Regions from separate parts of the Mus musculus genome. Here regions 1, 2, 3, 4, 6 and 7 are each linked to region 5. Evidence: chromatin loops called from intact Hi-C (ENCODE). Cell type or tissue: gastrocnemius. All regions are shown on one strand. Region 1 overlaps Acvr2a (activin receptor IIA). Region 2 has its middle 170 kb from the start of Gm52576. Region 3 holds the start of Gm13481 (predicted gene 13481). Region 4 overlaps Gm13481 (predicted gene 13481). Region 5 holds the start of Acvr2a (activin receptor IIA). Region 6 has its middle 13 kb from the start of Gm13481. Region 7 has its middle 4.0 kb from the start of Gm13481.

Evidence for each region. Hi-C counts contacts between places; a loop is a spot of excess contacts. Peaks named below come from ENCODE experiments on the same cell type or tissue, not always from the same donor. Only the 100,000 strongest peaks of a DNase experiment are listed, where the experiment ranks them.
Region 1: a loop joins it to region 5, with 11 times the contacts of the local background. A loop is called at or near these places in 12 of 42 quality-filtered maps.
Region 2: it touches region 5 in a loop (4-fold over the local background); 10 of 42 quality-filtered maps call a loop at or near these places.
Region 3: a loop joins it to region 5, with 4 times the contacts of the local background. A loop is called at or near these places in 6 of 42 quality-filtered maps.
Region 4: a loop joins it to region 5, with 2.0 times the contacts of the local background. A loop is called at or near these places in 3 of 42 quality-filtered maps.
Region 6: it touches region 5 in a loop (3-fold over the local background); 5 of 42 quality-filtered maps call a loop at or near these places.
Region 7: a loop joins it to region 5, with 7 times the contacts of the local background. A loop is called at or near these places in 9 of 42 quality-filtered maps.

Annotation. Positions count from the first base shown.
Region 1 is chr2:48,884,675-48,888,674 of GRCm38, reverse strand. The region is part of intron 4 of Acvr2a (activin receptor IIA); the gene reads right to left. Among named protein-coding and RNA genes, the nearest start is that of Orc4, 63 kb to the left of the region's middle. In gastrocnemius, a CTCF peak has its summit at 2,402 (motif pointing right); a DNase peak (open chromatin) is centred at 2,498; H3K27ac peaks cover 753 bases.
Region 2 is chr2:47,999,703-48,003,702 of GRCm38, reverse strand. No RefSeq gene overlaps it. Among named protein-coding and RNA genes, the nearest start is that of Gm52576, 170 kb to the right of the region's middle. In gastrocnemius, a CTCF peak has its summit at 1,735 (motif pointing left); a DNase peak (open chromatin) is centred at 1,730; H3K4me3 peaks cover 359 bases; H3K27ac peaks cover 352 bases.
Region 3 is chr2:48,454,074-48,458,073 of GRCm38, reverse strand. Gm13481 (predicted gene 13481) reads left to right here and starts at 809. Exons shown (of 6, transcript NR_166463.1): 1 at 809-961. In gastrocnemius, a CTCF peak has its summit at 1,890; DNase peaks (open chromatin) are centred at 1,622 and 1,869; H3K4me3 peaks cover 758 bases; H3K27ac peaks cover 2,569 bases.
Region 4 is chr2:48,406,422-48,410,421 of GRCm38, reverse strand. The region is part of intron 1 of Gm13481 (predicted gene 13481); the gene reads left to right. Among named protein-coding and RNA genes, the nearest start is that of Gm25338, 24 kb to the right of the region's middle. In gastrocnemius, no CTCF peak of the experiment used is centred here; DNase peaks (open chromatin) are centred at 2,065 and 2,382; H3K27ac peaks cover 1,276 bases.
Region 5 is chr2:48,811,316-48,815,315 of GRCm38, reverse strand. Acvr2a (activin receptor IIA) reads right to left here and starts at 1,207. Exons shown (of 11, transcript NM_007396.4): 1 at 490-1,207. The coding sequence starts at 544. In gastrocnemius, a CTCF peak has its summit at 1,525; DNase peaks (open chromatin) are centred at 552, 1,211, 1,554 and 3,626; H3K4me3 peaks cover 2,302 bases; H3K27ac peaks cover 2,740 bases.
Region 6 is chr2:48,467,777-48,471,776 of GRCm38, reverse strand. No RefSeq gene overlaps it. Among named protein-coding and RNA genes, the nearest start is that of Gm13481, 13 kb to the right of the region's middle. In gastrocnemius, no CTCF peak of the experiment used is centred here; a DNase peak (open chromatin) is centred at 1,622; H3K27ac peaks cover 2,045 bases.
Region 7 is chr2:48,459,235-48,463,234 of GRCm38, reverse strand. No RefSeq gene overlaps it. Among named protein-coding and RNA genes, the nearest start is that of Gm13481, 4.0 kb to the right of the region's middle. In gastrocnemius, no CTCF peak of the experiment used is centred here; a DNase peak (open chromatin) is centred at 2,115.

The DNA of each region.
Region 1 (4,000 bases), 73 kb before region 5:
CCTGTGATTCATTCTGAAGTCATGTTTGTTTTTAAATGTCTAAAAAATTGCTGTTCTTCTCAAATTAAAAATATAAAAGGTTAATAAAGCCAAAGTGCTTCCGTTTAGCAGAGTGACAGACCAAAGAGGCTATCTACAAACGCTACAGGAAGGCCAGGCTCACTGTGACTCTGTCTCTCTGGGAAGTTGCTATGGGAAGCTGATCCTCCCTTACCGTTCTACAGCCACCTCTGCCTGTAATAGGATTCTACTGGCATGGACAGGCTGACTGAGGGGACTGAAAGGAAAAGGCGAACACCAATCTAGCAAAGGCAAAGAAAACTAGACAGTCTGCAAGGTCCAAGAATAAACATATAAGTTTATAAAGAAATAACTAAATAGAAATGGCAATAATCAATTTTTCAAAGCAGCAATACTACAATCTTCAGATAACTGAACAGAGAAAAAAGGACAACAAAGCCACTGAGCAATAGTGTCTCTAGAGAGAACACACACATCTACTGTGTTCAGAATTGCACAGCTACAGACATGAAACAGGATTGAGGTCATGTCTTCAATAGCTCAGATTAATAATACAACAGGGAGTTCAAAGTATATTAAATGTCTTCTAGATAGAAAGATAAACTTCAAAGGTCCTATAGGATTACAGGGCTTCCCTTAGTAACATACTTTCGTCTCAGAGAGAAATCTGGGATCAACATTTGATATTACAATTTACTCAGAATTTTTCTATTAATTGCTACAAAACATACAACTGTCAAATTTTCTTAACAGTATAAAAAATTTAAATAAAAAAGCAAAACACTGGCCAATATTCAAAAAGGAAGAAAGAGATCTGCAAAGGCTCACTCTTGCCAATGATGATGTACTCTTATTATAGTTTTATATTCATGGATACCTAAGAGTGGGCTTAAAACTCAGCTTCATAATAAAAATAACTACACAATACAAAATACCAATCATTGATATAGCTTTTTGTTTTCTTAACAAGAAGTGATTAGAATGAAGTTTTAAATGTATCTCTAAAATCTAAGTTTTAATTATTGTATAAGGTATATTAGAAATTATTCTCAGTTTATTAGTATCAGAATAGTAATGTATTCAGAACACCTAAGACTTCTATCATTAAACATGTAAACCCCAAGGCAACAAAAGGGAACTTAAACTCTGTAACTCATGGCATCCGTGAAGCACAGCTTTGCCGTGATGCACAGAAACACTTGGAAGATAGCAATTCCAAGGACTACAGAATTTCTGAAAATCTTCCCTCGAGTTCCCAGTGCTGTTTCAACAACCATTCAATATATAAAACTTAGAAGACACACATCAGAAATGGCTCTGACTGTGCATTCCTTCTCAAGACATAAGAATGTATGCTGAAATTGCAGTTACTGGTAAAGTCTGACTGTCCAAAGCCCCTACACCGTGGCATTAGTATACCCATTCTGGGCTACTCTTTAAAGGGGTTAGCAAAGCCATCTGTCATCAAGTCTGCTTATTCCTGAGATACTTCTACATACTAATACAAACAGCCCTATCCTTCAAGGCAGCAACAGATTTGTCAAAGGTGTTATTTATGCAGCTAATTCATTAGCTAGAGATGACATTGGAAAATATAGATTTTAAGTTAAAAGATAATGAGCTAAACCAGAAAGTTATCTCTTATTTAAATGAGTAAGGCTGACATTTAAAGAACTACTGGGTTCCTAGGGCTAATGCCCTCATTAGGTTTTATCTTCCAATCAGAAGAAACCTTAGATAAGCATAAATACTGCTAACAATTCTTCAAAACCAAATGTTTTTACTATGTCAAATGAATAATATTTGGATACAAAAGAGAGGACTTTTATAACAAAAATGTAGATAAACTATAAGGGATGCAAAGTAAAGCAACAATAACACGACTGTAAGGACAAATGGCTGCTGTGCATCCACAGAAGCTTTCACAACCATGAAACAAACAGCAATGCGTCTTACCTCTATCATTATATGAAAGGCGTGCTTGTGAAGAAAAAACACAGGCAAAAGAAATTACGATTCGTATTCAGAATGAAATGAAAAATGACACATCAGTTACAAAGGTGAAAGAATGATTTAGCTTTTTAAGAGTTGACAGTGATTCAGCAGACTGTATTCTTAAGATAAAAATGAAAAACTCATTCCTTATAACCAGAGGAAAGTGTTATTTTAAAAAATATAAGGAAAAATCCTTAAATTACACCTATTAGGGTGGCAGTAAATAAATTTGGATGTAAAAATAACCCAAAATTACCTGATACAATGGGCTCAAGCCAGCAAGTAAAATAAATTTTAGATATTACATATTACTTGTAAAGATTTGAAAGTCTAAAGTGTGAGTGGTTAAACAGGCAATTCTGGGGAACAGGAGCTGCAATTAGATTCTGAACAGCAGAGGGCAGTATTGCCTTTAACAAATACCAGAAAACAAAGCCCTGAGGAAATCCAGCTCTCTCAGACCAGGGATTCTAAGAGCTTTTATGAGTGTGTGCATGAAGGTTAGGGAGCCACCTCAGGTGTCATTCCAAAAGTGCCATTTCCAAGTGACCTGGAACTCTCCAAGCAAGCTAGGCTGGCCAGCAAGCCCCAGGAATGCACCTGCCACAACTCTTTTTGTGCTGGGGTTGCAAACATGCATCATCAACCCAGCCTGGCTGCCTGTGTGGTTGGCAATTTTTCTATTCCCTTCCTTCCATGTGTGTTCTAAGGATCAAACTTAGGCTTTTGTGAGCTGTGATGTCTTTCCAGTTCTAGGGTTTGTCTGCTTTGTTTTATTTTGTGTTGTTGTGTTATTTTGGAGGTTTTTTGGTTGTTGTTTTGGGGTTTTGTTTTGTTTTGAGTTTTTGTTTGTTGTTTTTTGTTGTGGTGGTGGTGGTTTGGGGTTTTGTTTTGGGTTTTTTGGTTTGTTTGGTTTTTTTTAACAGTTTTCATAAGACCCTCTGAAATTTCCTACTTCCAGTGAGTAAATTATCTCACTCACATTTTTGGAATGTACTAGGTGAAACACAGAATAATGCTATGTGTGTGCTCAGGAAAGACAAACCAGGAAGAAAACACAAAGAACGATGGCCAGAATTAAATAAAACCTGGTGATAAACTAGCTCTGTTACAAACCTCCCTGTCCAGCTGTAGCAACATGAATAAATCAAAATATACCCTGACAGAACAGAGTTTAAATGACTTAGTCCACAGTCTGAATTAAGCAATTGTTAGCAGTTCAAACTATAATTCCGGTACTATAACAACTTTAAATTTAGGAAGTATGTAACAACTGAATAAGTAGTAGTCCCTTGGAAATAAGTATATAGGCACATTTCTCAGTCTGAGGATAGTCAGGTAGTAAAAGAGAACAAGTCACCACAAAAGAGATAACTGCCTGAATTTTAAATAAAGCAAAATACATGTTAGCCACTGCTAGGGAGCTTGAAAACTCCAACAGATGACACGTTCCCCCGCTGCCACTATTTCTACAGAGAACACTACCTGACAAAAAGAAATGACAATTCACTTTTCTATAGTGGTTGTTTGCTTGATATCATCCAAGGCTATTCATTATCCATCAAAAAAACAGCTTAATACTTCCATACCATGAGAGAACCTCTCTTTCACAGGGAATGCGAAGGCACAATAATTACTGGGATCTTGTTTACACACAAGAACTTTCAGAGCTCACAATGTCAGTGCAAGCAAATGTTACTCTTAATCTTAGAAAGTATTATGCCTATTCAGGAAACTTCCTAACTAATGGAGAGAGTAAGCTATAAAACATCCAACACAAAAACGAATGAAGACAAAACCAAACCTTTTTGTGCTAAAAATGGGCAAGACAAAAGCAAAAGAATTAAAATAACTAAAACAGATTTTTTAAGTATAGGTTTTTTTTAGATATACTTCTCAATAAAAGAACATTAGAACAAAAAGATACAAAGTAATAAGAGGAACCAAGGGCATGCTTTTTCAAAGTAGAAATAGTTACAGTATA
Region 2 (4,000 bases), 810 kb after region 5:
TCCTGTCAGCAAAATCTTGCTGGTATATGCAACGGTGTCTGCTGGAAAAAAACCCAGATGTCCCTTAACAGAGGAATGGATACAGAAAATGTGGTACATTTACACAATGGAGTACTACTCAGCTATTAAAAACAATAAATTTATGAAATTCTTAGGCAAATGGATGGATGGATCTGGAGGATATCATCCTGAGTGAGGTAACCCAATCACAAAAGAACTCACATGATTTGTACTCACTGATAAGTGGATATTAGCCCAGAAACTTAGAATACCCAAGATCCAATTTGCAAAACACATGAAACTCAAGAAGAGGGAAAACCAAAGTGTGGATACTTTGTTCCTCCTTAGAATGGGGAACAAAACACCCATGGAAGGAGTTACAGAGACAAAGTTTGGAGCTGTGTTGGAAGGAAGAACCATCCAGAGACTGATGCACCTGGGGATCCATCCCATAAACAGCCACCAAAACTCTGGTTTCTTTCTTTCTTTCTTTCTTTCTTTCTTTCTTTCTTTCTTTCTTTCTTTCTTTCTTTCTTTCTTTCTTTCTTTTAAGTTTTTCAAGACAGGGTTTCTCTGTATTGCCCTGACTGTCCTGGAACTTACTCTGTAGACCAGGCTGGCCTCGAACTCAGAAATCTGCCTGCCTCAGCCTCCCGAGTGCTGGGATTACAGGCATTCACCACTTCTGCCCGGTTTTGAATCCACGACATCCTCTGAAGGAAGACTCTGTTTACAGGACTGTTCTTCAAGGTGTTTTACCTCGAGTCCTAGATTCATGTTAGAAACATCCACTTCTGTTGTAATGGGGTGGCATATAAATAACAGTTCCACTCTCACTCTTCATCACTGATAGATCACATTAAAGGAGACAGATAGGACTCACAATCTAGCCCCTCTGCCTTCCCTTTCATTTCACTTATGGCATCATTTGCTGGAGAAATACTTGAAGCAGTCTGCTTGTGAGCAAAGCCACATGGCCTGATGCTTACCTCAGGTACAGTTTTCCAAGTGGGGCTTGGACTGAAGTCATCAATGTTTAGGTTACTACAGAAGAGGAAAACGGAAATTAGACACTTAAGGTTAACAATAGCAGAACAGGCCCAAAGCCATACAATTCTCATAGGGAGCCCTAAAAGCAGGCATGCATACATGTATGATCAGAAGGATGGGCACATGGAACATTGCCAGTTAGACATGACAAGGTTTACATTTCGTCAAAGTATTAAAAAACATATTACCCTCAATTAGTCAAAGAAAAAAAGTGTCGGTGTGAGTAGAAAGACTGGGAGAGCAATGCCAAAAATAGCTACGTATGGACTGCAAACAAGTGCTGGTGATTACGCACAGCTGGGAAGAGTTTAGAACTGTGTGATTAATATAGTTTGGGCTTTAGCTTCGAGCCCGGTTCCTCATTGTAAATGTGCCCCTCCCACATGTTTTGCAACACTTGCTGTAACTGTTTATTTTCTCCAGGTTTGAAAAGAAATCAGGCTGTAAACCAAGAGACAACTGAGTTCAATTGCCAGCGATGTGGCGTCACCTTATTGGTGCATTTAAGAACGATGGTTCACAAGTCATAAAATAACTCCTCCCTGGAAACACTTTGAATCAGATTCCTTCTACAAAGGTGCTTGAATTGCTGATGTTTACATAGTAGTTGATCAAGTACAGAGATCTCACAGGTTCCTGTTTGTTGAGTGCTTAAAAATATCTCCTGCGCCATCTAATGGAAACAATGCAAACTACAATCGGCTTTGGAAGACAAAAGCTTCAGGCTCTTCCACACAGATCAATGTAGAAGGGATGAAAGCTGGATCAAATAACAGTCTCTAAATGTAATGGCTTGGGGAATTGGCTGTTTTATAGTGAATTCAAACATGCCCAGAGTCTTATGATTTTACAAAGCAAATGAATTAAAACACAATATATCTATTCACAGCAGCGAACAATGGCTCTAAAAAACATTATTTGCCAAACAAAGAATTGGAATATTCCAGTCTTTATTTATTTATTTTTAAATACTAATTTATTGGCATGTTAATTTTGTGATTTTTGTCTCATCTATATTTTAAGTACAATGTCATTTAATTTTAAAGGTATTTCTCTTTTTCAAAAACTGAATTTGATGTTAGAATCTGCCCCTAGAATTTTAACTTCAGGAAATTTAAATGAAAGAGAAGCAATTTAAATTAACTGCTGTGGTAATGTTGGGGCTATTAACAAAGAGAATCACACTCCCTGTCTAGAGTCAATACAGGGAACTGTCTCCTGAGAATGTTCTACAAGGTCCAGAAGGCTATTTTCTTATGTCGACTTATACTTTTTAAACCGTTGTTCAGCATACGTCACCTTGGTCTAAGAGCTAAGTATAGTCATTACCACTTTTTACTAATCCAGAGAAACACAGCGAGCACCAGGAAATGTTAGTTCTAGAATCACTGCGTTACGGATACCACCTTAGTTATTTTTTTAGTTGCTAAGACAAAAACACATGACCAAAGCAACTTATAAAATAAAGTTTATTGGTCTTAATAGTTTCAAAGGTTGAGTCCATGACCATCCTGTCAGGGAGCATTACAGGCAGCAGGCAGGCAGGCAGCAGGCAGGCAGCATGGCAGGCAGTCATGGTGCTGAAGAAATAGCTAAGTTTAAGTGTTTTATTTATTTGGATTTTCCTTTTGTTGAAAATTAAAATTTTTTAATATAATATATCCTGATTATAGTTTTTCCTTTCTCTACGCCTACCAGTTCCTCCATACCTCCACATATACCTGGATCAACACTCTTTCTGTTTCTGATTAGAAACCAAATATGATTTAGAGATTATAAATAATATAATATAGTAAATATAAATTAAGATACAACAAAAACTAACACATAGGAGTAGAAGAAGAGCAAACAAATAAACAAACAAACAAGAAATGGAAAGAAAAGAGACCAAAAAAGGGGACAGGAATCTCATATACTTATATGCAAATAGAAGGCAGGAGAGAGAGAGAGAGAGAGAGAGAGAGAGAGAGAGAGAGAGAGAGAGAGAGAGAGAGAGGATGAATTAGAGATGGCCTGGGCTTTTGAAACCTCAAATCCCTCCCTAGAGGCACCCTTCCTCTAACAAGGTCACATCTCCAAATCCTTACCAAAGAGTCTCATCAATTAGGGACCAATTATTCATGTGTGTGTGTGTGTGTGTGTGTGCGTATGTGTGTGTGTGTGTGTGCTTGAGGAGGTGCTCTTATGCTTTAATATGTGTGCACAGGTTAGTTTTATCCTAATGATAATGGATCTATTTTCAATTGTTTCTAAACATTTAGCTCCTGGCCAGAAGGTGTTTCTCCATTAGGCTCAGAGAGACTTCAAAGATTTTATTCCTTAGTCTTGAGACAGTGGCTTTCTGATCCAAACACCTTGTAAATAGTACGTTTAGATGGCAGCCTGGTTTGTTGGCAGCTTGTAGATGAAAATATCCTATTGTAAGAACTCATGGTATTACCTTTTCCAGTGTACCCCAAGTCCCAAGCAGAGGGTTGGGCATATATTAAATATTCAGCAGAGGTAAGCGGTTTATCGTACCTTAAGAAGAGTCAGAATGTTCTCCTTTGTAGTTTATAAGGAACAGGTGGGGATTCCACAATGACACAGAAGCTAGGAAAGTCCTGTCTGTCTTCTCTATGTTTCCTATGATCCATAGGTACCTTGCTGGTATAGATGAAGAGGTATGCTTTATCCAGAAATGTGGAAGAAAGGAACGATGATAGGATGATTGGGGGCGGGGGTATTATAGCTAAAGGAACTAATTTAACCAATACTAATAACATTAATAACATATTTAACGTGTAAATATTGAAGTTCCTTAAAAGAAAGGAAATGCGTGCTTTCATTTATAACCCTTTGTTCTGCTTAATACTGTTATACTTGTAAAGGTTTCCAAGATGAGTTAACAATGAATAAATTAATAGGAGACCATTAATTTTAGTTTCGCTGAAAATGTTGGTTTTTGGAT
Region 3 (4,000 bases), 360 kb after region 5:
GGTACCAAATCAGATCAGAGAGAACCAGAAGCCAAGAGACAGAGCTGTATGTGGGCCATGTACTAATGGTTCCACAGATGGAAATCTCTCCCACATTGGATAGGAAAGTGTCCACTGAGCCTGTCAAAGGTTATCTGTAATGAGCTCTTTTTCTAAGCTACTGGCTGGGTGGTCCATGCACAGTTATTGGATGGTCATTTTACTATTTTTTCCCACTCTGCCAAAGACTATAAAAAGGTCTATGACAGACCATTGTAAGACTGTTGGCCCTCCTAGAAGGACCACTGAAGATATGTGGCTAGGTCCAGTAAGGATGAGGTCAGTAGTAAGATACATTTTTAGTCATAGGAAAAATAACAGTTGCCAGAAATAGTGAAAGATAAGCAAGATGGTGGCTAAGCTGCTTAGACCACCCCGTTGGAAGTTTTTCAATGACCAGAGAATTCATTCTGCACCAGGAGGCCAATGTGACTATCTTGAAATGTCCCCTCATATCACCTAGCATGGCCTGCCTTATCATGCAACTGAGGCCTGTCCAGATGTTTCAGGGCATGGCGATGTCCCCTAGGTCTGACCTGGTGAAGTGAGAAGATCCAAAAAAACTACCTATTGGGGGTTCACACTAAAGAATGAGGAAGAGAAGCCTTTGCAGCCATGAAGAAAGAGAGCCCAGGAAAGTGGAGCCTGCAGACAGGATTCCCTAGAACGCGCAGTTGTACACCAGTCAGCAATGCAGACACAAAGTCTCTCAAAGCACCTCAGGCACTTGCTTTTATCATAACACTGGAGAACAGCTCAGACTCACGTCACATCAGAAACGACCTTGCCAGAGTGGTGACTGCTCTCTGATCTGCTTCTGGGGCAGGACAGAATTCTTGGTCCCAAGCAGTCCCTGTTTCATGTACTTCAAGGCCAGTGGCATTTGAACAGAAAGAGGGCAGTGGAGAAGAAAGAACTTTAGGTGAGTCTCTGTTTCTTATGGTCATGTTACTTGACATGGGTGATAGCTCTGCTGGGCTGGGCTCTGATCATGAGCATAGGGACCTTGTGTACAGAGAAAGCTAGCTGTCCATAGGTGATAGTTTGGTGACATTTTGTAACTTTGTTTTGTTGCTTTGAGCTTTCAGAAGGCTGAACTGGCTAAAACAAATCCAGGGCTGGCTGGGACATGGAAACCTGACACAGATACGGAGACAAGCTGGTCTCTGAGTCCCTGTGGTTAACTAGGGTATAGTGGTGATGACACTTCCTGGGCTCCCTGAAGGAACAAGAGCCACCTCCAGCAACTGCTGAGTCATAGACCAAATACAGCTTTGCCTTCACACTCTGATGAAAAAAAAGAAAAAAAAAGACGTTGTCTCTACCATTTGCTCATAATATGTAGTCATTATTTCAATTAGCACACTGCTTTATCATGGCCCCCTTTTCATAAGTATGTCAATCAAAGTTGGTGTTTTCTCTCATAGCTTTAGGTTCTGTATAATATAAGCCTCATCTGCTTAAGCTATTTCATGTCATGTACTTCTCATGTGACTTGCACTCAGGGGCTCTCGAACTACTTTCCACACTGATGGCTTGCCAGCTGTCCTACTATTAAAGCCAGTACCCTCCAACCTTTGGGTGGCAAACATCTCAAGGGCCTCTCGCATCATACCACGGGATGCTTGTAACCTCGGGGCTGTTTAATCCCAAATGTTGTCCTTTGCAAACTCTTCTCCTGTTACTAAGATGTCCCTTTCATCTTCTGACTTCCTGCTTCCTGCATTCCTGTTATTTATAGTAGCCCAGGAACAAGCCACTCCCAAATTTCTCAAGAGGATTTACAGTTGCTACTTGCAATTCCTCACCCAGCTTCTGCCTCCACCCCCTGCAGCCCGTGTTCTGCTTTAGCCCATCTGCTCTTTTCCCAGGAGTGAGTGGTGGCATTGTTCCTCAGTCCAAAAGCCTGTTTTTCAGTCCTTGGTATTTTAGCTAATTCATCTCTGTTGGTCCCCTTTAGTCTTGGTGTCCTGGCATCTGGACAGTGCCTTTTTTTTTTTCTTCTCCTTTTGTGAACTATTTTTTGGTTTTTCTTCCAAAATATGAGCAATTCTGAAGTCTGAGCTTCTTTCTAAATATCAGTTCAGGGTGACACAGAATGACAGCCGTGAGATCTCTTCTTTTTGGACAGCACCTACCGTCTTTACTTAGAGTCTCAAATCTTCAAGCTTTAGACTCATAAGCTCAATTTTTTTATTTTCCTGCTCTCCAGCATGACTGGCTCGACCCTCCAGACCACTTTGACTTGACTGTACCACCCCAGCACGAGCTCTCAGATAATTCTGAGTAGCTGTAATCCCTAGATGAGCAATCAAGAGACAGCATGAGAGGGGCTTATCAGGAGGAGACTGAGAAGCTTAGGTACGTCCCTTCCTCAACGATATATTAGTAATTAACAACATCACAGAGGTAGACGTTTCCATAAGCGAAAAGCCACCCATATACCCATACTTACAGTAGCACATGCTCCTGTAACCCAAATTAAACTCATTGGTTTGCCAAACTAGATTTGTGTGGAATCATTTCTTTGGTCTGTTATTGATACCCTTTCTAGGGGTGATGCCATATTTGTTCGATTCTCTTCAGGACCAATTTTGTTAAGATAATACCTGCCCCATCACTCTTATCAGGGTTTTACATATTTTTATTTCCCACTTTAACCACCATGGTGCACGCAGGTAACTATAATGATGGTTTACATAGACCGTGATTCTCTATGAACAGTAAGGACAGTAAGCCATTTCAAGATCTCTGGGGTCAGAGTGTGCAATTTAGAAAGCCCTATAGGTAGTTTGGGTATGTCACCAAGGGAAAATGTTTCTCTCTCTTTCTCCCTCTACCTTGAACATCATTCTCCTGAAGGCTTTGCGGTTAGATTTCCTTCTTTCCTGTAAGTTCTGATAGATTCACTTTGATTCTCAGTGAAGATCCAGCAACAACTTTCCCTTCTCCAGTACATTCAATTATTCTCTCTGTTACTGCGTAGAACTCTTAATTGCTTAGCTTGGCATCCCTGATATCATCCTTAGTATCACGGCCTTTTACTTCTTCCCTGCTTACTTTATGTTCTACTTACATAGTTTGCAGCCTAACTGTGGAATATCTCGGTAGACTGCAGGCTGTTGCATCTCTGCCTGAAACACACCATGCCTCTATTTGGAATGCTCCTTCCCTTCACCTCTACCTGTGAAATCCTACCTGAATGATAGGATCAGTTACAACAGAATCTTCTTGCTCCTGGTATTTCAAGGAACACCTTTTCTTTTGAACACCCACATTTATGTTGTGTTTGTTATTTCCCCCCTGGATAGAGTTTTCCCTTTCTGGACATCATTTCCAACTTTCAGGACCTTAATAAATCATACCTTGCCTGTTTGTAGTACAGATCACCATTTGTTTCATTCTGGAGTTATACTTTATTCCTGAATAAAGTATTTTAAAATCGTTTGCTGTGCTGAACCTAAGTCAATCAAATATTGGACTAGATGTTAAAAGCAAGTTTTTAAAACATTTGAATCAGAAATCAGTTTTTTGCTCATTGCTGTGCTGAAGAAGAGGAGACGGTTGGTTTTGGCTCCAATGGTTTGAGGCCCCAGTCCACAACAAGAAAGGGAGGAAGATACAGCAATGCAACAGGCTCCCTGGTCACATTGCACTCACAATCAGAAGTCAGAGGGCCATGAGTCCTGACATTTAGCAGGCTATCTCCTCCTGTTAAGTCCCAGATGGCAGCCCATGGAATAATGCTGCCTACATTTAGAGTGATTCTTCTTACCACAATCAACTCAACCTAGAAATTCCCTCAAGACCTTCAGAAGGGTTCTTCCTTACTTGAGTCTATATCCTGTCAAATTTACATCCAATATTAATCATTGCACTAAGCTACTCACTTGTCTAAATTTAGTGTCTAGCATGTTTTTATAAATAAGGTTTTTCTGGGGCATTCATTAGTTTATGTATT
Region 4 (4,000 bases), 400 kb after region 5:
TGTCTGGGTCTTTTTCTTTCCCACTACTTGCAGCATCACGGGAATTCAGATTCCTACTCGGTATTCCAGGTTTTTCTGTTTTTCCCCTCATTCTTCACCATAATCATAGTAGGCAATCAAGCTGCCATAAGTAATGGTGCACAAGAGGCAGATGTAGAAAAAGCTTTAGGTTGTGTCAAGAAAGGGAAGGATCTTATAATTCACTGTAATGCGCCACACTGTCATTCTATTAACTCCATAATTGTTTATTGCTTCACCCACTTCCGTGATGCTTGGGTTATGCCAGGTGTATAATTATTCAGCCTCTTGTGCAACCAGTTTGGCACGTTTGGTTGTCAAGCCTTGGAGGAGATTTCTACCCAGCATCCAACTCTCTTCCCAGCATACTTCTCTTCAGGCCATGTTTGTGCTGCTGCTGAGCTGTGAGGAAACAGAAGATGACTGGGCTTTGCATGAACAGGACTCCGGCATGAACACATCTAGGCTTCTCCTTAGCTGTCTCAGAAGGTTTGTGGTTACCTGGGTGAGCTCATTCTTTAAGATCAAGGCCCAGTGAATAACAGTGAGGCCAGTGCTGCCTACTGCTCATCAGTTCCCTGACTTCATTGTGGCCTGACTCTCATTCTTAGGTCTCACTGACTTTGAAGACAATTCCCCAATCAGATGTGTCAATAGATGCCTTCTGTAGCATCTTTAGCTGGGCTTCCATGCGGCTGATGTGACTTTTGATGGTTTTGTCTGAATGTTTTTTTTTCCCCCAAAGTGATTTCAATTCACACTAATCTAAGCTTGAATTGACTGTCCTGGGTTTGAGGTTCATGGTGTAAAGTAATCCTGCAGTTACTATTATGACTATGCCTGTTTAAATTCTATGTTAAAATTAAAAAAAAAAAGAAAGAAAAAAAAAGAGAGAGAGCCTAACACATTTTAAGAAACTCACAAACACCTTGTAAAAAGTCAACTTGTAAAATCCCAGCTGTTGAAGTAGTATATTTAGCAACTCTTTATACCTGCACTAGGCAGGGACACACGGGTATATGTGTGCGCACATGTTTTGGATTCATTTCTGTCAGAAAAAGAATGGTCAAGGACAGCTAGCCAAAGGTCTGTCTATTACGTTTTCCTTCTGTGACCATCCCATGCCGACTGGATATTCTGGGAAAGCTGTTTCACTTTTTTTTTTTTTTCAAATCTTAGTCTCTCGTGTCTAAAATATGAGGATATGACCATATGCTTCCCGAGACTTGCTCCAGCTCTCCCTTTATGATTCATTGTCAATAATATAGAAGAGTCGTGAACAGCCTGTGTTCAGAAGATGCTGCCTGGACCCCAAAATAAAGTCTGATGACCAGTGGCTATGGTTTGCCCCGAGAAGAACAGAAGAGGGATGCGTATCTACTCAGTGCTATATACTGCTTCCACCTCTGATTCATGCTATGAAATCTATTCCCATTGTGGTGCTATTAGCAGCTGAGGATATTTGGCAAAAATGATTATAGCAAGAGGGAAGGGCTCTTAGGAATGGGGTTCATGCCTTAATAAAAAGGTTAGAGAATTCCTTTTGTCTACTATCTTTTGATGATACAACCAGGAATACCTGTCCATGAACCAGGAAGCAAGATTGTAGCAGCCACAGAATCTTTCATGTCCTGGTTTCCAAATCTGTGGGAGATTAGTTTCTATTGTATTACAAACTCCTTGGTCTGTGGTATCTTGTTGCTGCTCAAACAGGTGGAGGCACCTAGCATTGAAGATCTCTTACCTCTTCTTCCTCTGGTCCTACCTCTGCTCCACAAATGCATTTATCCCTGCCCCCCCCCCCCCCCGCCTCCCCATCTAATTCATTTACCTGTTCATTCAGTTCATCCATTGGCAAATACGTTTAACCAGAACCTGCAGAGGAGACTTTTTTCGGCCCAGTTCCCCAGCAAGTGAAGTGATGGATTTGGGCTAGGTAAAGTCTCAGGTGTCTGGCAGTACTTAGAGTCTTTAACTCCATGAAGACCATCCCTCCACAAGCCTGTCAGGATGGGGAGTGCATCCAATCCTTCACCCCCTGTGCATTCGTTCTGCCTACAGGTGCACTGTTTTTCCTGCACATTCTCTCAGATGGCAGTGGAGGAAAGAATGAGGTAACTGCTGAGGACTGGCTGCCAAAGCCTTATGTGGGAAAACAGTTTTCCAGAATTGATATTTCTAGGAATGATTGAAGAAAGAAAAAGAAAAAAAAAAGAAAGAAAGAAAAAAGATGCAGCTCAATTTGGCAAGGTTAACGGCACAGGCTGCAGGCTCTCAGGCTCAGCTGCCAGCGTGACCTAGAATAACCTAGAATAAACCGTCTTTGCCTGACAGGACAGCTGGCAGGAGTTTAGGGTATAGAATGGCCTGGCCTGCAGGATGCATGGATGACATGAGGAACACAGAGAATGGGAGCATGGCTGAAAGGACATGGTGTCTCTAGTGGTTAGCAGGAGCCAGGGATGACTGCCGTTGTCTTCAGAGTTGTAGAAAGTTATGGAGCCTGCTCTAGGAGGACAGTGGCGGTGGCTAATTGCTGACTCTTCTCTCTGGTTTCCTTTGTGTCTAGTTTGTGCCTCTTGGAGGAGAGCTCCCCATCATAATTTTGCTGGAGACTGGTCTCTCCTATGGACTGAGCCATCTAACTGAGAAGTCTCTCCTCTTTGACTATCTTATTAACATTTTCTTTTGCATTACCCAACTTTTTCACTTCTAGTCTTAGTTGGAGTTCATGTAGATGGAGAATTTAAGTGCCATGTCTTGACTTTTCCATGTGATTGACCTCCCCTTGATAAAATAACTCAGAACTGGATGCTCTTAGGATTCAAGCCGGGGACATATGGATGAAGTGGACACATCACAGTGAACTTGGCTGCTAGGTTTCCCCTGCATGCTACAGGGCCTTCCTGGCTGGCATACCTTGCTCTCTACCCTAAATTCTCCAGCCCAGGGTCTGGGCTGCCCTTCTATATAATACAACCATTCGGCTACCTGGTATTTTTTTCATCTCTCTTTACGGCCTCCTGGCTGATGCACCAGGTTCTCCTTTTTTCCCTCTCTGTTCCCATCCCCTCTCTCATCACATGTCCCAGAATAGTCTGATCATGTCCACTCTGCTTTCCTAGATATCCCTGCATCTGGCCATGTATGTTCTCCCTCATATCCATAATAAACCTTCTCTTCCACCATACCTAGGAGAAACTCTCTCTCTCCCCCGATCCTTCCCTCCCTCCCTTTCTCCCTCCCTCCCTTTCTTCCTCCCTCCCTCCCTTCCTTCCTTCCTTCCTTCCTTTCTTCCTTCCCTTCTTCCTTTTTTTTCTTTTCTTTTTCTTCTTGTCATTCAGATACTAGTAGGGCTGAACAATGCTTCCAGGATAACACATCTGGCCCCTCTCTTCTCAGAGGAAAGAACCATCCTGAGTTTGAGTGGGAGACTTCAAAGCTAGGGCTTCATAACTTCTGGCTGCTTTCTGCCATCTTTACCTTCTCAGTATGAAAACGCAAATATACAATTAGTATGAACAGAAGGCCTTCTGGGGGATGTGAGGTAGGTTCTGTTATCAATTTTGTCAATCAGTTTTGCTAGACATTGAACTACTTTCTATGTTTATCTCTTGGTTTCAAATGTTTCAAACCCACCAATATTACTATACACCGTGTCCTCCTCACCTTTTATGGTAAAGGTAAATGAAGTATTTGTCATCCACAGGACCCACATGGCTTGTTGTGACAGCAATTGTTCCTTTGCCACACACACATTCTAGGACTACTGGCTATATGCTTCCTGGTCCTCCTGGCAAAAATGTGTTTTCAGAACTTTTACTATGTTATCATCTTTACCCTCCCCCCTCCCCCGCCCCAGACATATTTGCCCAACCTTTTTAATGCCACATTTCAGTTGATTTCCTCTCCTTTGTTGTCAGGGTTTTTTGCCTCCAGCTGCTGGAGACAAACACCATTGTAATCATAAGAGCAAGAGCGA
Region 5 (4,000 bases):
TTGGAGAAGACGTGAGAGGAGACCTAGATTAAATCGCTGATAGGATGCATTGTTTCTCACAGTCAAAATTAAACACCAGCTCACTTGATCTATGTCTCGATATTCACCGGTGAAGCACTAATTAGATGACGACCAAAACCGGTCCTTGTTTTGGAACAGCTTAGGCTAAATGACATTTTGGAATACCTCCTTCTGGGTCTCAAACCTTTACATAAATTTTCACTTGTGGTATTTGCGGCTTGAACAGCAACCCAACCAGCGCTGTCATCGAGTGTTATGGCCACAAACCATGACTTTCTCACTTGCACAACAACACAGCACTCAACCTATCAGTTCGCCACACCAACCCAAAACAAGTGGAATTCATGGAGATTTCGAGATGATCGGGGCTGCGGGTTTAGGCGCGGGAAAAGCCTCGGCCCGAGAACTGCCCAGCAGACGGCACCCGGCACCCGGCCACAGCCCCGCCGCGCCGGCTCCTCCACCTACCTGAAGAGCAAGAGATAAGAAAGACGGCGAACGCCAACTTTGCAGCAGCTCCCATTTTCCCGAGGCGCCGGAGAAGCCGTAGGAAGTTCTCGCTAGATATCCAGTTCCCTGGGTCTTCCTCGGAGACAAACCTCCTGGTGTAAAATCAACCGTCATAAAACATATTCGGAAGCCCCGAGGCGGGGGGGAGGGGGAAGCAAAAAACGTTCACAGGGTTGAAAAAAAAAGGATTTAAAAAAAAGGCACAACAATTTAAAAAAATGTACCACGGGGGAAAAACCGCCACATACACGCACAACACACCAAACCAAACAACGAAAAGCCAACAACAACAAAAGCGGGTTGGAATCACTGTCAAAATCACTGTCAGCTCCGCTCGCCTCTCGCGTCTCAGCGAACAAAACGCCTGGCTGAGGCGACGAGGCGGCGGCGGCGGCGCCCGCAGCCGCCCGGACGGTCCGGGAGCCGAGCTGCTCCGACGTCCGGACCGACCTTCAACCCGGACACCCAAAGTCCGCGGACCACAGTAGCCGAGCTCGCGGCGGTGGCGGTGCGAGGCGGCCGCGGGAGACGGCGACGGGAGAGACGGTGGCGCAGGCGGCGGCCAAGTTCTGGTCCAGGCTGTGGCTCCGGCTCCCGGCTCCCGGCTCGGCCGCGTTTTCGGTCTCCTGGCCTCCGCCGGCCCCGCCCCCTACACTTCCGGTTCCGTCCTGAAGCTGGAAGCCAGGCGCGGCGGAGAAACGCTCCGCGGCGGCGGTGGCGGCGGCGGCGGGAGCGGCGGCCGGGCGCAGCGCGCGTGCCGGGCGGCGAGCGCGAGGAGATTGTCCGGGAGGCGGGGCGAGCCGGAGGGGCGGGGCCGGATCCGGAGCGCGCTCGCGAGGCTGCGGGAACCGAGACCGAGCAGACGGGACGGCGGGCCCTGCGGGTGCCCGCCGCGGCCCCGAGACGCCCGGTGTGCCCAGTGCGGTGCCCGCCCGGGCGCGAGAGCCGCGGCGCCCGAGCGGGATGGGCGATGCTAAGGCCGACTGCGGCGCCCAGCCTTTCCTCTGGGGGACGCCGAGGCCGCGCCGACTTGCTCCGAGTGGGCGGGAGCCGCACCCGCTGCTGCCCGAGCGAGCTCGGTGCTCGCGAGCCGGCCGCGCCCCCGCCGCCGAGGCCTCCCCACGTTTGTCTTTGGGCTAAAAAATAAAGGCAGGAAGGGCTGTCCGCCAGGTCAGGACACCCTCGCCAGATAGCTCGATGTGAGGTTCGGATCCTATCCACCACACCTTGTATACACAAAGCATTGTGTTGCAAACAGGTTTGCTCCTAGTTGGCGTGAAAGTCTGTATTAGGCTTGAAGTGAAAATCGCAGATTTCAGTGTATTGGACCGTCAGAGACGGTGGTGTTATCAATTCTTAGCCTCTTGTAAGACCTGTTTTTACCCCGTAAGCCATGTTGAACTGTTGATCGGGTGTTCAGTTAAGCACCGAAACATACAGAATGTAAAAATGTGAGCCCTACCTCCAGAAGCTCGGCTATTTGGGATATTCGAAGTTGGCTATAGCGTGCAAAGGATGATTGCTAGAGTCAGTTCGTCTGCCATTTAGCACAATTTGGTATAATAAAGGGGGAGATCTTGTTTTCCACTTTATTCCAGCATTCTGAAGGTTTTGACAGGAATGCTTCCTCAGTAGATAGGTAAATACCTAGAAGTTTGCCCTTTTTTCTTAATACAGTAGTAACCTCTGTGTTTGGAGACATTTTCAAGAAAAAAAGGAAGCAACTGTGGGATGGGTAATTAATGTTTTAGTGTACACTGATCCCCACATTTTTCCACAAACTCACTTGTATTTGTTTTCTTTTTCTCTTCCTATAAACTGCTCTATATTTCTGTCTATTAAGTACATCCTATAATTATCTGCCTATTTCTACTACTTGTCAGGGTTAATAATCATTGTGGCTCTTTAAACTCTCTCCAAGATTTCCAGTTCTCAAGCCCTGCTCAGAATTGATGGTATTATGCAACAAAATCCCAAACTGGTCTTCAGGATGCCTCAGTAAATCGAATGTAGTTCTGCAAACAGTTTAGGCTGGACAGAAACGAAGAGTTGCCACTAACAGTCTTAAAATGGAAGAGTGTGTTTACTTTAGAACCATCTACCCTCCTTTCTCCCAGGGATGGATCAGGCCCTACTGTTGTCTTGTCACTACATCGTCTCGATGTTTCTTCATCGCTAAAAACAGAGCAAGTGAAGCAACAAGAGTTGCATATTAGTTTCCTCTCACCTCCTAGTCTGACATATGAGTGAACGTAAAATTATTTTCTAAAGTAATGAAGAAGAACTTCAAGAATAATTCTGAATAAGAGCATTCTTTGCTAACAAAGAGTTAAAGTAAACCCCTGGGAGAAATTAGTGACAACCAGTCATAACAGCTATGCATTCTGTTCTTAAATGTGCTTCTGGGAGGCACCGGGATGGGCTCTTGTGGAGCTCAAGGTAGCTTCGAACTCCCTAGAGAGCCTAAGATGACCTTGAACTTCTGATCCTCCTGCCTCTACTTTGTAATTGCTGCAATTACTGACATGCACTACTGAGTTGTATTTATGTGGTCCTGGGGATCCAACCTAGAACCCCATGCATACTTAGCAAGCAAATGAGCTCCACCCAGAGCCCAGAATGTACTTTAAAAAAAAAAAAATCCAGAAATAGTGGCTTTAAAAGATAGTGTTATTAATCCCCACTACAGTTCCAAAGCTCACACTGAAGATAGAAATAGCTGAAATTATTAAGGCTGCCCTTTTTCCTCCATATTACTTATGTTTGACAAATTTCTACAAATGCTATGTAATTCAGTCATAGCCACCCCTAATGCTCCCCTCCCAGTACTCCTAGGGCCCCTTAATAAATGCCTTTATATAGTCTGACTGAGTCCAGGTAGTGGTGCTTGTATAAGCGTGGGCAGTCTACCAGTAGTCACATCCCTGCAGAAAGTCCTCTTCCCAGCAAACTTCAATTGCCAGTGGCTCCTCAGCTAAGGCCTCGAGAGGCTCTTCCCGTCAAGATGGGAACTCCTGCCTGGCTTGACCTTGCCAGGGTTACTGTAGCTGCTTCAACTTCCATGCCATGTCCAGAAGATAGTATTTCATTCACAGCACCCCATGGCTGGAACTTTTCTCCCATCCCCCATTCCACGGTGTTCTGTGAGCTTTATGGGATTGATCTAGACATCCTATTTAGGGCTGAGCACCCAACAGTCATTTACTCCTTAGCACTTTGACTAATTACACGTCTCTGCCTTGACTGCTGCTCACTGCAAAGGGAAATGTTCCTGGCCAGGGTTGACAACAGCACTAATATATGGGTATAACCAAATATTTAGAAGGCAGATTGGCAACACTTCTGCCTAACAAAACAACAGTAGTAGGTTCTCCCACGACAGCTTGTGTCCTTCCCTGGCCATGGGCTTTTGACAGTTTGCAGTTCTAGGCATCAATTCAGTGGTTCTCAGCCTTCCTAATGCTGCGAC
Region 6 (4,000 bases), 340 kb after region 5:
ATTATTAGATTTGTATCTAACAATAATAATGATAAGCGACAAAGGGCTATCAAATTGTGATTAGAGAGGGGGAGCTTGTGAGGGATTAAAGGGAGAATACTTGGGAGGGAAATGATGTCATCATGTTTCAATTAAGAATATTTAGGAAAAAATTCCTTTAGGGAGGGTATAGAGCTTGAAGGGGAGGAGGGGGAGGAAGGAACAGGTGAAGGGACAGGCGAGTAAGAGGTTGCTGGCAGCAAGATCTCTCAGGAAACAAGAGGCCATAGAGTCTAGCAATAAGGTAAAGGTTCTCTTTGACTAGATTGGGGGAAAGGTAAGACTCCAATGACTGAAAGTAGTAAGCCTAGTTCTTTTTCTCTTAAATCTGTTATCATTGGTTGTTCATGTGGCATTGACTTGCAGATAATAAATATCTTAATTTAGAATAGTTTACATTTGGATGTGTAAAACTCACGTGTTTCTTGTTACTTCAATATGGTTTCTATTTCCTTATAGGAATAATGTTAGGATCTTTCTTTCTCTCTCTCTTTCTCTTTCTTTCTTTCTTTCTTTCTTTCTTTCTTTCTTTCTTTCTTTCTGTCTGTCTGTCTGTCTGTCTGTCTGTCTTTCTTTTTCTTTCTTTCTTTCTTTCTTTCTTTCTTTCTCTCTCTCTCTCTCTTTCTCTCTCTCTCTCTCTTTCTTTCTTTCTTTCTTTCTTTCTTTTGTTGTTGCTGTAACCACATTTTTCATAGGTAGAAGTTTTACATTGTGAAAATTTAAAATCCTAGGGGATGAGCTATAGACACTGGCTGCTTAAGATGTAGTTGGGCAAGAAGCAACAGTAGCTCCCATGGAACTGGTTGGAAATGCAGTTGTGGGCTTCATGGTAGACCTGCAGTTCAGAGTCAGTTCAATGGCAACCCCTCGAGATCTGGGTGCATATCACAGTTTGAGAAGCGCTGGGCAACAGACCCCCTTTAGAAACCTCTCCTGCTCCAAATTCTGTTTTTCTACCACCTTTGCTGCTTCACTGGGACAGCACCATGACTGCTGCAATTATTTCCTACTTTCAGGAGCTGTGGCCCCTTGACAAAGTCTGATAAATTTGAGTTTTAAAAGAGGTAGGTTAGTTTGTATTGACTCTCCTAAGATTCTTCATTTTAATATTAAAACCAAAGGATTATTAATATATGTATATTGGGCTGGGGATATATTTACCCAACATATGCAGAACCCTGGGTTTGGTCCTTACCACTGGGGGAAATAGATATAATGGAATCCTCCTAGTATAGCATATAAAAGAAATTAAAGCTGACATTACTAAAGTACTTTTAGTTTACTGTTCAGGCTCTCTCAATGATTTATATTTCATATAACTTAGAAGTTCTCAGCTGTGTGCCTACCTGTTAATAAAACAGCATTATTGTTCATTGCTGTTGTCTTGCTCCCTGAAATGTAGTTTGTAAGATCATCAATCCTTTATGATATGTAGAGCATATGAAAGGCAGGGAGAAGGACATGTTGCTCCCTGAAGAGCTGTCATTTTAATTAGAAGGCAAAGGCAAGGCAGAAACACTGGGAAGAGACAAGCCTGGGGTCTCATGCCCTTTCTGTTCCCAATGCCTTTGCACAACGGCATTTGGCTCAGTTTCCAGTGGGTACCACGACTGCCAGAGATTTGCTTGTTTAATTGACTTTTATTGCTTTGCTTCAAGCTTTTAAAATATTTGCAACTCAGGCAGAGCTTGTGTAATTCTGGGTACTGATGGATGAGTATAAAGATCTTTTGAAAACAGTTTGTTAGGAATGATAGATTATTTCTTCCGGGACTTTGATTTACATCATCAGTAAATGAGCAGTAACTGATATTTTTTAAGTAGCAAAATCGAGCAAACTGTCTTTTGTTAAGAGTCTCTACAGCAGCCCGGTGGTAGAACTATCTAGACAATATTCAACATGGCTGGCTTTTCTACTTTAGTACTATTGTTAGTTTTTTAAGAGAAGAGGTGAATTCCATCTAATTGGATTAAAATTTGTCTTTCAAAGTAAAAGCAAATTATGCTGAGCGTGGAATTTCAAACCTGAGCGAAAAACATCTGAATACTGGGTGTTCATCTTTCTAACAAGCTTAGCAGATGGATGGGAAGTGATGTTAGCTGTTTATTTCCTCAACATATCAATATGTGAGGATGTGGTGCAAAATATGGTTTTCCTGCAAATGAGCAGAGCCCTGCAAGCAAAGTGCACGCACTGTGTTTGTGCTCTGAAAGGACTTCAGAAACTGAAGGGCCACTATTACTTAAAAATCTGCTCCATGTGTGTAGCTCATCAAAATCTTAGAAGGGTTGCGATCAGGGGTTGAAAAGATGGAATTGTTTCAGCTACTAGTCTGAGCATGTTGAGGGTGCTTAAAGAGTCCTTTCAGTCAGGAAACACAAGGACAACTGGAAAGCTATCTGCATTCATGGCCTTTGAATTTAAAAATAAAAAAGAAAGAAAGAAGAACTTGCAAATCTACCAAAAAAGGGCAGTGTGTGTCAATTGATTCCCCCCTCAACATTCCCCCCTCTCCCCCCCACCCCCCGCCAGATTTTAGCGTGTATGTTTGTGACCAGAGAGCTTTCTTGGGCTGTCTATCAGTTAAGAAATAGGCCACAGTTGGCAGCAGTTTAATGGTCAATTGGCTTTATTTGAGAATGCTTGTAGAATTAGTCATCGCAGCAATGTGATGATTTTTGTGGGCCTTATCACCACTGATCAAGAAAACAATTAGCAAGTTGGGAAAACCAACATATGAAACTCCGAGAGCTGTCTTCTTTTTCAGTATGAAGACAGCTTTCTTAGTTTTTGGGGTGGGGGGGAGGAGCTCATGATAAATTTTCAGTGCTTGTTAAAAACTTTATTCATCCATTGTTACTTATTTTGTTTAAGTGGCTGTTGTTTTTTTTGTCATATGGATTACGGGTTGCCTACAAGTCCTGGAAAATAGTAAAAAGTCCTTTAGACCAAATGAAAGCGATCCTAGTTTCCTAAGGATAAAAACGAAGTGATTCAATGTTAAAAGATTCAGGCTCTGATGCATCAAGGTCAGCCATTCATTGCCCTCATCCCACCATACGACCGTAATCCATGCCTTGGCCGCCCTAGCCTTGGTTGTATGTATGAGCATTCCATCAGCTTAGCACCTCTAGGACAGAGGTGGGGACAGTCTGAGACACTTACACTGGGAGAAATGTTTTTATCTCAGTTTCTGAGTTGAGAGCAACACCTTAAAACTGAGAAGTGGCAAGTGTGAAACTTTGCCCCAAGAACTAAAGATGAGTTCGTGCTGATTGGCCGGGAGGCCTGAGGGGTTGCAGACAAGGCCCAATGGCATCTTGTTTTCCCGAAACTGTGTGTAGATATTCTTGGGCTTTTCAAACAGAACTATCTCATGGAATTGTGTTATGCTATCACAGTGCATGAAGCAGAAAGCTCACTTGCTTGAGAGTTTAAAAGCTTGTTTTGTGGCTTCTAGAATTCTCCATTATGTTTTTGAGGTTTTTCTGCATATAACAGAGAGAGAGAGAGAGAGAGAGAGAGAGAGAGAGAGAGAGAGAGAGACTGACTACAAGCGAGGGGATGGGGTGGGGTAGGGGGGACATCCTAGTTTCATCATACACCAGAACGCAGAGCAGCGCAAAGGGAGGGCTGAGGTGAGCTGCTCTGCAGGACTCGGGGCATGGTGGCTTGTTTTACTACTTGTTCACTTGGCATTTTAATCGTGTTCTCTCCACATGTGACAGGATTTATTAAATTTCTGTCAGGCAGTACTCTCACTGTTGCCACTATTAAGGTGGATTCATTACAAGGAAGGATTTCTGTCAGCACTTACACCTTACTCAAATAGTGGCTAAAACACACAGGGCTTGGATTCCTGGTTTTGCCAAATCGTAAATGCTGTTTTCCATGCATATACCAGACGCTCACACTCAGGCTACTGCGGCAGTTTAATAAGGACACAGAAAAGTGCAGGAAG
Region 7 (4,000 bases), 350 kb after region 5:
GGACTGAAGTCATTATTAGGTTGGGATTTCCCTCTTTAGTAACAAATTCTATTAGAAAAGTTAGAGATAAAAAAAATGCTGATGTTTGACTGATTGTTAGATGAAAGCATCCATTATTATTTATAAAAGATTTGTTTAAAATGGATACTTTCTGAAGTCAATGATTAAAAATTGAAAAGGAAATACAGAGCTACTTTTATATAATGTGGACCCAAGAGATTGGAATTATATAAAAGTTCAATACATTGTCAGCCATACAGTGAAGACCCAGAAGAATCTAAGAAAAAAAATTAAGGAAATATACAATACAGTAGAACCAATTAAAAACAGGTAACATTCTAATTTGATGAGAAATAAGAAACTAGAAAAAGTCAACCAATAAAAATTCATTGCAGAAATTTATTACTTTTAATTTATAATCAACACAATTTTTTGAGTTAAATTGTTTCATTTGAACTCAACTCATTAATTTAATTACGTAGGATAAATGAAACAAATTTGTTGTTCTTTCAAACCATGAATCAAATTCTGAAATTGGGTTAGTTCCTTTACACCAATTTGGAAGAAGGCCAGTTTCGTTACGTGAACTCCCATGCTCTCATTAAACATGCCTACTGCATGGGACCTAGTTAATGTCTTTTTCAGAAAGTACGAACAATTTCACTCATAGCAAAAAAAAAAGAGGAGGGAGTGGGGTGGAGTTCTAGAGTTAACTCCTTCCACCTTTCAGGAAACGTTCCAAATCATTTGAACTCTGAGATGTTCTCACTCCCTGTAGTCACTCCATAATGTAAACACTTTATTTTCTGCTCACATTTCTAATAGATACAATGAAATGTAAGTACATGCCATAAAGTCAGCATCATGTCAATATTTTAAAATGAATTCATAGACTTATTCATCCATCACCACAATCCAATTTAAAAATTGCATTCATACTTACATTGCACATTTTTTATATGTGCTTTATCTGTTTGGCTAAGAGCTAAGAGCTTAGTTTAGATAACTGGATAAAAGAAGAGGGCAAGGGATATAGGTAACAGACAGGATCATTCTTTTCCTTTGTTCATTTATTCATTTAACAGTTAATGAGTCCTTAATTAAAATGAGTCAGGCATAGGAGTGATTGTTTACAATAGGAATATTTTTTCAGACATAAGCTGATGGATGCACGAACAATTTAATCTTATTTCCATCAGAACCATAAGTATAATATAAATACGCATGAGGTGCAATGAGAATGCATAAAAGTTCAACTCCAACAAGGGGTAGCAAAAGGGCTTCCTGGAAGAAGGGCTCAAGCGGTGCTTGAGTTGAATGCTTACTATATTCTCACTACACCTGTCTCCACGGGATTTTATTCGAGTATCCATCAAGCATTGTGGGACCAGAATTCCAGCCAAGGGAGGTGAGAGGGAGGTGAGGCTGGAGAGGAAAACAGACTCTGCATAAGCTTACAGTTGGCTTTTGTCCTTTGTGCACAGGAAGGAAAGTTCACACTGCACATTAGATTCTCCTTGTAAGTATTAGAGAACAATATATATTGCAAGATTTAGTCCTGTTTAGGTTCAGTGAATGGATATATCTGGCTATAACTAGATCTGTTAGCAGATGCTTTCTCATACTATATTTCAAGATCAGCACATGAGTGCTTATTAGTTTGACTATATATATATATGTGTGTGTGTGTGTGTGTGTGTGTGTGTGTGTGTATGTATACAGTGTGTGTGTGTATGAAACTTAATATATAGTTCAATTATTCTTGATTCCAAAGAGACAGGGAAGGGAAGGAGAGGGGGGAGGATTGAATACTAACAATATTTGCTAGTATATTTGATAGGACAGAATTAATGGCAGTTTTCAATTTCAGTATTTGATGCTACTCATTATTCATTATTACAAGATTCACCCCCAAGATTAAAACTTTGAGGAGGCCTATGGGGAATCTTGGCATGGATTCAACTGGACCTGCACTCTGCTTCATGTAATGTTCAGAATCCTGCCATTGGCACTGCAGATCAAATACCTACGTGGATGTATTGAGTATGTCTTCATCTCTCCCTGCCAAGAAGCCACCAGAAAAGGCCCACACGAATGGCTTCAGTTGGATGTGGATAATTAGGATGTCTGCTCCACATGATGGCCCCCTGGGAGGAGAGCTGGCTCAATCCATTTGTATGGATTGTTCTGTTAGAATAACTCAGTGGTCAATTACTGCCTATCCTGCTTAGCAGACTGTTGTCTCAAGATAATTGAAGTGCAACTGGAGTCTGAGAGAATCTTGAATGTCACCCTCGTCAGGTGAAGCTCTTTAATCAGAAAATATATGTTGCTCTGCCAAGTTAGATGGTCAAGCAAAATGGGCAATTCTAATTAAGGCCACTGGGTGGTTTCAAGAAAACCTTCTTCAGAGACAAGAAGATCTAAATGGGTTGGGTCTTTGGCTACCTGATTCTACATACAGGTACTAACTGAATCTATATACGGGGATGCAGGTGAAATGGCCAGTCCCTCTTATCTGGTTTGACATTAATAGAGCTGTTAACAAGGTTCAACTGCAGCAACACTGGATAAGAAAAGAAGAGCCAAATTCCTTACATCAGTCCTATTAAGTTAGACAGATGTCCAGTTTAATCAATCTGCCCACCTTAGAACCTTGGCAAATGTCCTTTTCTTAGGTCTTAGTGCTGTCTTTGGCTGTTGCTTCACTTTGTGTTGCAAAGATGTCCTTATCCTTTACAGAAACTGTGCAACCAAGGCACTTTGATTCAGCTGTTACCTTTATTTAACTCTACCTTATAAAAATAGGAACGTTTTCTAGTGCATTGGTTTCTTTACAGTCAAGATTGAAAGTACATATAAGGATTGAAAAAAAGCCTGCAACCATTTATATTTTAAGATACCCAAGTGTAGTTAGATTGTATTTATTTATGGTTTGAAGAAAGTGGCTGAGCGCATGTGTGCAATGATAGGCGAGCCTCTGTCTGCTTTTTGTCAATGGACCAGCACCAGGAGATGTCCTTCAGCCTCTCAACTTTCATCTTAGGGACTCCTTGACAGCTGCCTCTCTTTAGCAGTTTCTTGGCCCAGTGGCTATTTGTAAATCTCAAGTTTCACACCAGGGTTTTGTTTCTTTGACTTCTCAACTTTAGTGACTTCAAGGAAAGTACCATATGCGCATTTGGATGTTAACATGTTCTTTGCTTTAGTAAATTCTTTGCGGGGAGGGGAAGAATACTGATAATGGGTTAAGATGTTGGGATAGAAGTTGTAGAAAGATCTGAGCAGAGAACTGAGGAACAGTTGAGGTGAGGTGAGGCCTGGAGATTTTAAAAACTGACTTTCACCTCTTGTCTGAACTTTAAGCAGATTTAAAAAGTGATTTTCTTGGTGCATATTTTAAAACATCCTCCCTATATCTTAACATCCAGCATCACCTGCCATTTCCTTCTGGATGGACTTACAGGCTAGAAAGTTAGAGATTCTAGGAATAAGAGTTGTTTTTGGGAACTAATTTGCCTTGCGTTTGCCTTGAGTATATCTTACAGCCTCGGGCTTCTGGTGTGCTGCCTTAGAAATGAAAAGATAATTTCATTTTTATTCTTCTAGTTAAAGTAAACTACACATTCATGGATACCTGTGTGTCATGGTGTGCATGTGGAAGTCAGAAAACAATGGAAAGGTTCTCTCCTTTCACTGTGTGGGTTCTAGGGATCCTGGGTTAACAGACTCTATGGAGTGCCCTTACCTGCTCATCCATCTCTCTGGCCCAAGCTCTAATTCAGAGCATTAGGCATGTCTGGAAGGTTAGGGATGGGGTACTAAGTGTTGTGTTTCTCAGTGAACAATGAAGCCAATTGTTACACCTTCCCTGTGGGTGGCTGCAAAGATTACCCAATATGAAAATTCCAAGTACAGTACTTGGAATGTTTTCAGGTCCCTTAACATTTTCTCCAAAGGCAGAGTGTCTAGGACAAATTGGGGGGGGGGGTCCTTGGTA